Regions from separate parts of the Homo sapiens genome. Here region 1 is linked to region 2. The links are chromatin contacts, found by Hi-C or POLR2A ChIA-PET in ENCODE. All regions are on one chromosome and are shown on one strand. The core of a region is the stretch at or near the end of the contact, and the rest is flanking DNA. Distances in the headings are between cores, read along the strand shown.

Region 1 (4,614 bases), core at 1,320-3,819, 99 kb before region 2:
CATTTGGTCTTAATGATCTTGAATAGATTCTCTCTTCATTTTACTCAGCCAGGTTTTGTACTGATGTACAGGTGTTAAATTACTTCAAGCATTTTTGTAAGATTTGTATATGATTAAATAAAAAAGGTAAAACATGATGATTAAAAAAATAATAATAATTAATGGCTGGGCGTTGTGGCTCATGCCTGTAATCCCCGCACTTTGGGAGGCCCATGCGGGTGGATCAGCTAAGGTCAGGAGTTCGAGACCAGCCTGACTAACATGGTGAAATCCTGTCACTACTAAAAACACGAAAATTAGCCGGGCGTGGTGGTGCATGCCTGTAATCCCAGCTACTCAGGAGGCAGGAGAATCGCTTGAACCTGGGAGACGGAGGTTGAGGTGAGCCGAGGTCACGCCACTGCACTCCAGCATGGGCAACAGGAGCGAAACTGCATCTCAATAATAATAATAGTAACCCAACCAGAGTATTTTGAAAAGTAGGCAATTCACAGTAGAATATTACAAAACATAGTCTTAGGGCATATTCAAAATGTTACTGCTTCTCGATTCCTCCTAATCACATCTGCTGAGAATGATACACCCAGAGTTGATCGAATCAGGCTGAGGCTCCTGGCACACGAGTCCCAGCACAGAGGTGAAACGGAGTGGAGTCTAAGGTCTCATGTTCATTGTTGGCTTGTCCCAGGGCCAGCTTCTCAACCCCTTGATGGTTGGTTTCTCATCTACCTTACAGGACTGTTTGGGAAATTTAAATGCAGTGAGGTGTAGGAAGCAACTTTGGAAACTGGAGAGTGTTGAACACATTTTCAAATGTGATGCCTTCACAAACCATGTGGGGCTGGAGAGAAGGCAAGAGTGCCTTGTATTCATGAAGAACTCATATGATTCCCAAAGTCCTTTTCCCAACATCTCATCTGGTCCCCAAGGAGTATTCATCAGGGCAGGTATTGTCACTATGTGATGGATGAGAAGAATGAGACCCACAAAGACTGAGGCCGTGCATGTAGTCAGGGGCAGAAATGAGTCTAGGAGGCCTGCTCCCTGTGCAGTAGTACTCTCTTCACTTTGCCCAATGGCCACAGTATCATTTGCCATCATGGTTAGATATGGACTTATAGAAAGAGAAGAGCACTTTGGCTCCAGTCCTCTCTTGGTCACTACCTGACTGTGATATTTGGACAACTGACATATTCTCTGAGCACCAGTTTCTTCATCTATAAAAAGAGAGATGATAATAATGCCTCTATGGTGGATACTCATTCAGTTCCTGGAAGCAATGCTCAGATTTTGTCCTGGAAAATCACATCTTCAACCCCCATCCATGTCCATGCATTTCAAGAGACCTTGTTTCCCTACCTGACTCCAGAAACTGGCCTGTGGCTCAGGCCAATCAAACTACTGAACTAACAAGCCTCAAAGAGATGCATCAGCCACAGCTGTCCTGGCAAGAGGCCTCACCTCCCCCTGCTGGAAGGATATGGACCTGAGGCTGCCGGGACCAACCACCACACATAAGCTGAGAGTGAAGCCAACACAGTGGAATCTGGAGCCAAAGATGGTGAGAAATGGAGTCTTAATGATATTCTTTGTGTCTCTGATCAAGCTGTACCTAAAGCCTGGACTTTTCAGGGGCATGAGACAAAAACCTTCCTTTTTTGGCTAAGCTGCTTTGAGTTGGCCTTGCTGTCTCGTGAAAATGAAAAGGTTCAAGACTGATACAATCTCTTCTCAGGTTTGTTGCACTGAATAGGTTATTGTATGCGACAGCCCTCTGCAAATAATTAAAACCTTCTGCCAACAATAAAAGCAGATTAAAAGTGTAATATATTATCAGCTTATTTGGGGGGCATATAATAATGTTAAAGTATGAAACTGGAACATTTTAATTTGTAATGAGGCAAAAAGAACGTTACAACCATACTTTAGTGGACACCTCATGATTTTCAGGAGCATCAGCGATGTGAAATATGACACATAAGAAAGCCTCAGTTAGTTACAGAAAAGCAGTGCAAACAGAGCATGAATGACAATGACTACAATCCCAGACCACAAGGCAAAATGGCTGCGCAGAAGCCACCTGTCTTTAAAATGAAGAAGTCTCTCTTTCCTAAATTTCACTAATAATACTTTTTAAATTTTTTGATAATAACTAAGTAAAAAGGGCAAAACAGGTGGGACAGAGTCGCAATGAATAACGAAAAGAAAAGATGGAAACACACAAGCATGTATGTATTGACTCAAGGGAACTGAGGCAAACAGGAGGTGAAATGAAAAGTGGCATCGCATGAATTCCACTGGGACTGAAGTTGTTTTTCTCTAAAGATGACAATGATGATGGACATTTGTTCTGAGACCAAAGGCAAAACACTTGGCACAGGGGCTAGCACCTGGTATGTGAGTCCACGTGAGACATGCACGAGGCAGACATGACCTTCCCCATTTCAGACTTGAGGATACTGATGCTCTGGATGGCCAAGCCATCTGCCCAGTTCCCACAGTGAGGGGCAAGCCTTCATTCCACACGTGTCTGGCCCAGAGTCCGTCCTCTGAGGACTTCACTTCTCTGCCTTCCCATGAAAAGGGCGGGTCTCTAAGGGGAAGTGAGCCAGGGCTGCTGATAATGCTGTCATTTGGGTTAGTAGTGAATACTCTCATTTTCTCTTTAAAATTATTTTTTAAAAGTTTTCTTTTCTTCTGAATTGATGCCAGTGAAGCTCTTGTGTAGATCTGGGGAAGCACCCATAAGTGGCTGCAAACAGTATCACCCTAAACATGAAATCGGTGAAAATAATCAAGGAAGTTATTTTGCAGGAAGTATACATTTCACAGGGATTTTCCAGTTTACATTCACCTACCCTCAAGAACCTAAAAATATATCCTGACCAACCTTAGCCTCTATGCTCAAATCTCTGGTGCCAAACAAGTGTGACAAACTTGGACATTTTGAAGAATTTATGGGTTTGGGCCAACACTTGACATTGTGAGGCTTATCAACTGTTCTGAGAATTGGATAGAAGCTATTTAACTTTGACCAGAAAAAAACATAAAAATACACATTTTTTTTTTAATTTTAAGGAATTCATGAATCATAGGCTAGTAACTCCAGTTTAAAAGTAGAAGGGAAACATCTGTAAAAAATAGAGAAAACATACTAGGAATTATCCAAGGCAGAGTTGGGCCACTTTAGGAGGTCTTCTTGTTAAAAAAAAATGCCTTCTCTGACAAAGGCCTGTGGTTGAAAAGTGCCAACACCTGTGGGAAGGTAGACAGACCTCTTTCGGGATGATGAAAGAAGGATAATGTCTTTCCTAACATCTCACCTGACTGAGCATGTGGGCCTGAACAGGGACATGGTGGAGAGAGGTGGGTAAACATGAAGTCCAGCTGCGCAGGGAGTAGGGCTAACCAGGAGAGAGCCCACAGTAGCCCTGGGCACTGATGGGAAAAGGGTCTAAGAGCTAGAGAGAACACACCACAGATGATTGTCTCATTTCAAAATTCTGCTCTGAGCTGGCCTTCTGCCCAGGGATGTGGAAGGAATAGCTCTTGCCATTTCCCTGAGATACAGATACTAAGGCCTCCTCTTTCCAAGACTCAGAGCTCATGATAGTAACAGCTTTTGTGAACTAGTCTGGGAACCTCATCCCGTTATGACACTGTATCCTTGGGAAAATGAGTATTGAATTCTAAATCATCTGCTAACTAATGAACTCTCTGTGCTATCACTGTGGGTGTTCTGATGAAGATGGGCTTTTAGGAATTCAAGCCTGAGAAGTCTGCTGTCTCTTGATTCCTACGTACTTTAGAGAGGTGACTGGGTTTTTCCTCCAAAGCCGTATCTCAATGTGAGTCTGCTGGCAGCTACTGGAAATCGAAGGTGTTGAGCTGGGTGGTCGCTGCTCCTTCTCCTCCTCCTCTTCCTCCTCTGGATGTTGGTTAACAGAACTCCCACTGAAGGTCACAAGTTTTTGCCTTTAGCGTGTCTCTTTCTCCAGCACTGACTGGCTGGCTAAATGGGGGTTTATCACTTAACTCTTTGGTACTTTAGTTTTTATAGCTGCAAAATAAAGTTGAGCTGGCAAGTGGAGAAAATAATTAGGGAGTCGAGTTTCTTGGGAAAATATTAATAATATAAGCAGAATGATAGTGTCAGGTATTTTTCTCCTTTCAAGCAGGAAGGAGAAGATTGTACAGCAGTCTGTTAATGTGGCGTTAATTGCATTTAAATGAAGACTTCTTCAGAGAAGAAAGGAAATGATGTTGATAAAAATTAATACTGTATAAGTGCCTTAGACTTTCTATGACCTTTTTTTTTTTTTTTTTTTTGAGACAGAGTATTGCTCTGTCACCCAGGCTGGAGTGCAGTGGTGCAATCTCGGCTCACTGCAAGCTCCGCCTCCTGGGTTCACACCATTCTCCCACCTCAGCCTCCTGAGTAGCTGGGACTACAGGCGCCTGCCACCACATCCGGCTACCTTTTTTTTTTTCCTGTATTTTTAGTAGAGATGGTGTTTCACTGTGTTAGCCAGGATGGTCTCGATCTCCTGACCTCGTGATCCGCCCGCCTCGGCCTCCCAAAGTGCTGGGATTACAGGCATGAGCCACCGCGCC
Region 2 (4,559 bases), core at 1,249-3,748:
ACTTTTCTTTGAATGAGTAGCTTGCAAAAGCTCCAAATGACTGTCCTCATTGTGGTTAGGGTCACTGCTTTGGAAAATGTACAAAAAAATACCACCCAGAAATAATAAGAGCTGATGGGAATTATTTTTAAAGATTTCCTTTTGGCATAGGTTTATCTAAAGAAGGCAACTCCCCTCCCTTTGAAAATTATGTACAACTTGGTGTTCTCCTTAAATCACTGAGCTAGAAGTAGGGGGCCTAAAGTATAAGAGTCCAGAGACTAGTGTGGGCCACTCTCCCTCCACTGTCCTCGCTAGAAGCCACAGGTGTCCCACAGAGATGCACATCTTAAGTGCCAGGCAGATGCTGTGCTGCATACTGACTACTCTGCTGCAGAGGGGCAATGGCCAGTGATAGGCACAGCTAGGACTCCTCCAGTCCTTCTAGCCCTTGGGCCCAGCCAGACAAAACCCTGGGAATGCCAGAGGCAGCTCTAATGCAAAAGGCAGCCTCCTACTCTTCCTAAATCCAAGGATGCCCTTGCCCACCTGGCATCTTCTGCCCTCAAGTCTCTCCAGTGCCCTGAGATTTCTCTTAACCAGCAGGCCTAAGGATTTTGTAATGAAAAGGTGCAGCTAATACCCCCGACTTCCATGATGTTTGTACCTAAGATGGATAGGATGAGAGGTATGTCTTCCACCTCTTAACCTCATCCCAATCTTCTCCTGCTTTGATTTGACTGATTTATTAGATTTAATTATTTCACACCTGTTCAATCTCCCAGCTTGGGTTCTGGAGCCAGACAGTGTAGGCCTGAATCCAAACCAAATTTCCAGCTCTGTGACCCTAGGCAAATTTCCTAAGCTTCTGTGCTTCAGTTTCCTCGTCAGTAAAACTGAAATAATAATCATACTTAACTCCTGGGGTTAGCAGCTGTTTCCTAAGATAGGCCATATATAAAGCCTTTGGTACAGTGTCCAGCACACAGGCACTACTCCCAAAAAGTAAGCTAGGGATGCTCCTCTAGGAGGTCTTCGTTTTCCCTCCTTGAGTTTTCCTTCACTGCCAGGACCTCTTCCTGGACTAGGACAGGATAGAAATCTATGGAAAAGTCACCTGATGCAGAAAAGTTCTGTTGTAACAAAAAATGACTGACCATGGTAAGGACATAAACCAAAGTTTCTATTTCACCTTAGTCTCATTAAGAAATTTAAAGTGGCTGGGTGTGGTGACTCACACCTGAAATTCTACCACTTTGGGAAGCTAAGGCAGGAGGGAGAAGTGCTTGAAGCCAGGAGTTCAAGACCAGCCTAGGCAATAACAACAACAACTATATATATATATATATATATATATATATATATATATATATATAGAGTGTGTGTGTGTATATATATACATAAAATATATATACACAATACATATACTATATATAAAATATATATACACTATATATACTATATATAAAATATATATACACAATATATATACTATATATAAAAAATACTATATATACTATATATAATATATAATACTATATATATTTTATATATATATAATGTATATATACACACACCTATATATATATAAAATTAGACAGGGATGGTGGGGCACAGCTGTAGTCCTAGCTACTTGGAAGGCTGAGGCAGGAGATCATTTGAGCCCAGAAGAGGTATGATTGTACCACTGAACTCCAGCCTGGTTGACAGAGCAAAACCCATCTCTTTAAAAAAAAATACTTAAAGTGACATAATACCAGGATGACAATACGTTAATTTATTGACCAAGACATTTTTGAAACTAAAAAGGGGTGCTATTAATAATTATAACAAAACATCTAGGATTCTCCTACTTAGCACCCACTTGTAAATTCTTTCTCATTATCAAGAAAAACCCCATTAAGTGAAAATTATAAGCCAAGGTCAAAACCCAGCTGTTGCCTGTTTTTGCAAATAACATTTTACTAGAACACAGCCATGCTCACTTGTTTACATATTGCCTATGTCTGCTTTTGTGCAATAATGGCAGAGATGAGTTAATGCAACAGAAACTCTATCACTCACAAAGTCTAAAGGATGTATTATTTGGCTATTTACAGAAAAATTTTGCCAACCCCTGTTCTAGACTCAAGTAACTCAGAGACATTGCTTTCCAATCCCATAATCTCACATTTGTATGCTATTATCTGACAAGAAAAAAATACCAAATTACTTCTCTTATGATAGGCATGAGTTTTTACTATGCAACAATTTCATGTTAAATTTCAATAAATTTTAGTTTCATACTTAATGAACATTATTACACATGGAATGGTCAAAGGAACTCAACTATTTACTAGAGAAGAAGAAAACCACTGTGGTCTCCACACACAGGAAGGGCTGTCACGTGAAGAGGGTGAGTCAGCACCGTGTGGTGACTCAGCACTCTGCTCTCAGTCTGGCCACCTAACTGTGGGTCCTTACGTTTTCCAAGTGTCATCTGCGAAGCTGGGGTAGTAAGAGTACTTTCCTCACAGGGAGGTGGTGAGCATCAAAGAAGATGGAACACGTCCAGCTGCTGTACTGCTTTTCTTAAATTAGTCATTTGTGCTTGCTGTTACTGGTGAAGAGCTGGACATACTCTGCTGGCAAAATTAAAACAGCTGGAGGTAGGTTTCAAGGAGGCAGATTTCAGCTTTCAGCTCAACTTAAGGAAAAGCCTGATCGCCTTACTGTCTGCCTGGGAGTCAGGTGAACAGACAGTCTCATGGAGTTCAACATCCCTGACAGTATCCCTAGGGCAGTGTGAGCCCCATGGCATGGAGGATTCAGAAGGGATTGCAGGAGAGTGAGGATCTGACTAAGACTGCCAGTGCCATGTGTTTTTATCTGAGACTATGATGAAGAAAGCTTTGGGAACGCACACCATCAGCCCCATCTTAAGAACGGGGAAATATGTAGGATACACCAGAGAGTAAATAGGTGTCAGCAGATTATGAGAACAACATATTGCAAACTTTTTAAGTTTTAAAGGACCACCATCAACTCAGAACAGAATAAGGACACAACTTGGTTCCATTTTGCCAAAAAGGTAAATGGAGGGACAAGAACACGGCACCAAAGCCAGGTTCTCTGATAAAGTCACCCGGGAAGCGGCCCTGTCTCCAACAACAGGCCCAGTGGTTTTGGCTGGCAGGGTCCTTCAAAGGTACAGTGTGCCCAATTCATGCTGCGTCCATTCACCCTGGGCCCATTAATAATTTGCCAGGCACCGCCGGGTGCGATGGCTCACGCCTGTAATCCCAGCACTTTGGGAGGCCAAGGTAGGTGGATCATGAGGTCGAGAGATCGAGACCATCCTGGCGAACATGGTGAAACCCTGTCTCTACTAAAAATACAAAAAGTTAGACATGCATGGTGGTGGGCGCCTGTAGTCCCAGCTACTTGGGAGGCTGAGGCGGGACAATCACTTGAACCCGGGAGGTGGAGGTTGCAGTGAGCCGAGATTGCGCCACTGCAGTCCAGTCTGGTGACAGAGCGAGACTGCATCTCAAAAAAAAAAAAAATAATAAAAATAATAATAATAATAATAATAACAACAATAATTTGCAAGGCACCTAAGGCCATGGCCAGGCTCTCTTTCACTGCAGCTTGCTCTATCTTTAGTAGAGCTGGACAGGCTCCACCAGCAGGGCTCCGTGCTCCCCGCTGATACTAGCAGGAAGCAAGATACTTGACTGCACAATGGGCCTGTGGCCCCAGCTGCCCATTATCCAGGATGAAAGGTGTGTGTGGCCACAAGGAGTATGGCTCATGCACTCTTTAGCACCCTAAGGGCTTGGGGATCATTTGTTCAGTCTGAATACAAATCAAGGGTAAAAACCACATGGCAGTGTCACAGACATGACAGATGTAGTATCCAGTGCATGGACGGCACACAGCCTCTTTCCCTTCACCAATCAAGAAGAGTGACTAGTAAATGCTTTGACCATTTTCTTCTTTTAAAAAGGAAATTTTAAAAATTTAAAATTATATTGTTATTCTTCCTTTTAATTCTGCCTGTTTGACTTAATATTATAACATTAGGCTCAAAAATGACCAGTGACTTTTTCAATGACCTTGTTATTTAAAATTCTGTACACAGAATGTTAATAGCTGCATAATATTCTATTATATTGCTGTGTCAAAATTTATTCATCAGGCTGGTGCAGTGGCTCACACCTGTAATCCCAGCAATTTGGGAGGCCGAGGCAGAAGTTTGAGGCCAGCCTGGGCAGCAAAGCAAGGCCCTGCCTCTAAAGAAATTTTTAAAATTAAAAAATAGTTAGGCATGGTGGTACACACCTGTAGTCCCAGATACTGGGAAAGCCGAAGGGGAGGACTGCTTGAGCCAGGGCTTTGTAGTGAGCTATGATCGCACCACTGCATTCCAGCCTGGGCAAGAAAGTGAGACTCTGTGGCTTAAAAAAAAAAAAAAAATGTATTCATCATCCCAATGCGGGACCAACTGTCCCCATTTTTTCACCACTGTAAACAATGCTGCAATGAACATCTTTCTGGATGGATCTTCGTCCACATAGTGAATCAGCTGCAAACTACTT

Evidence for each region. A loop is a pair of places that touch in the nucleus more often than their neighbours do. ChIA-PET counts read pairs that join two places held with the same protein, here RNA polymerase II (POLR2A). Pooled maps may share reads with other maps.
Region 1: a loop to region 2 is called in a pooled map, with 2.3 times the contacts of the local background. The contact joins two enhancer-like sites. A Hi-C loop is called at or near these places in 6 of 50 pooled maps. POLR2A ChIA-PET finds 5 or more read pairs at or near these places in 2 of 52 experiments (MCF 10A and activated T-cell).

Annotation. Positions count from the first base shown.
Region 1 is chr20:10,608,389-10,613,002 of GRCh38, reverse strand. The region is part of intron 6 of SLX4IP (SLX4 interacting protein); the gene reads right to left. Among named protein-coding and RNA genes, the nearest start is that of MIR6870, 39 kb to the left of the region's middle. Within about 2 kb of position 2,569, at least 12 of the 41 ENCODE cell types and tissues checked have a DNase peak (open chromatin) inside an H3K27ac peak, as active enhancers do.
Region 2 is chr20:10,509,575-10,514,133 of GRCh38, reverse strand. All of the region lies in intron 2 of SLX4IP (SLX4 interacting protein), which reads right to left. Among named protein-coding and RNA genes, the nearest start is that of SLX4IP, 77 kb to the right of the region's middle. RefSeq lists enhancers at 2,199-2,493, 2,234-2,713. Within about 2 kb of position 2,498, at least 29 of the 41 ENCODE cell types and tissues checked have a DNase peak (open chromatin) inside an H3K27ac peak, as active enhancers do.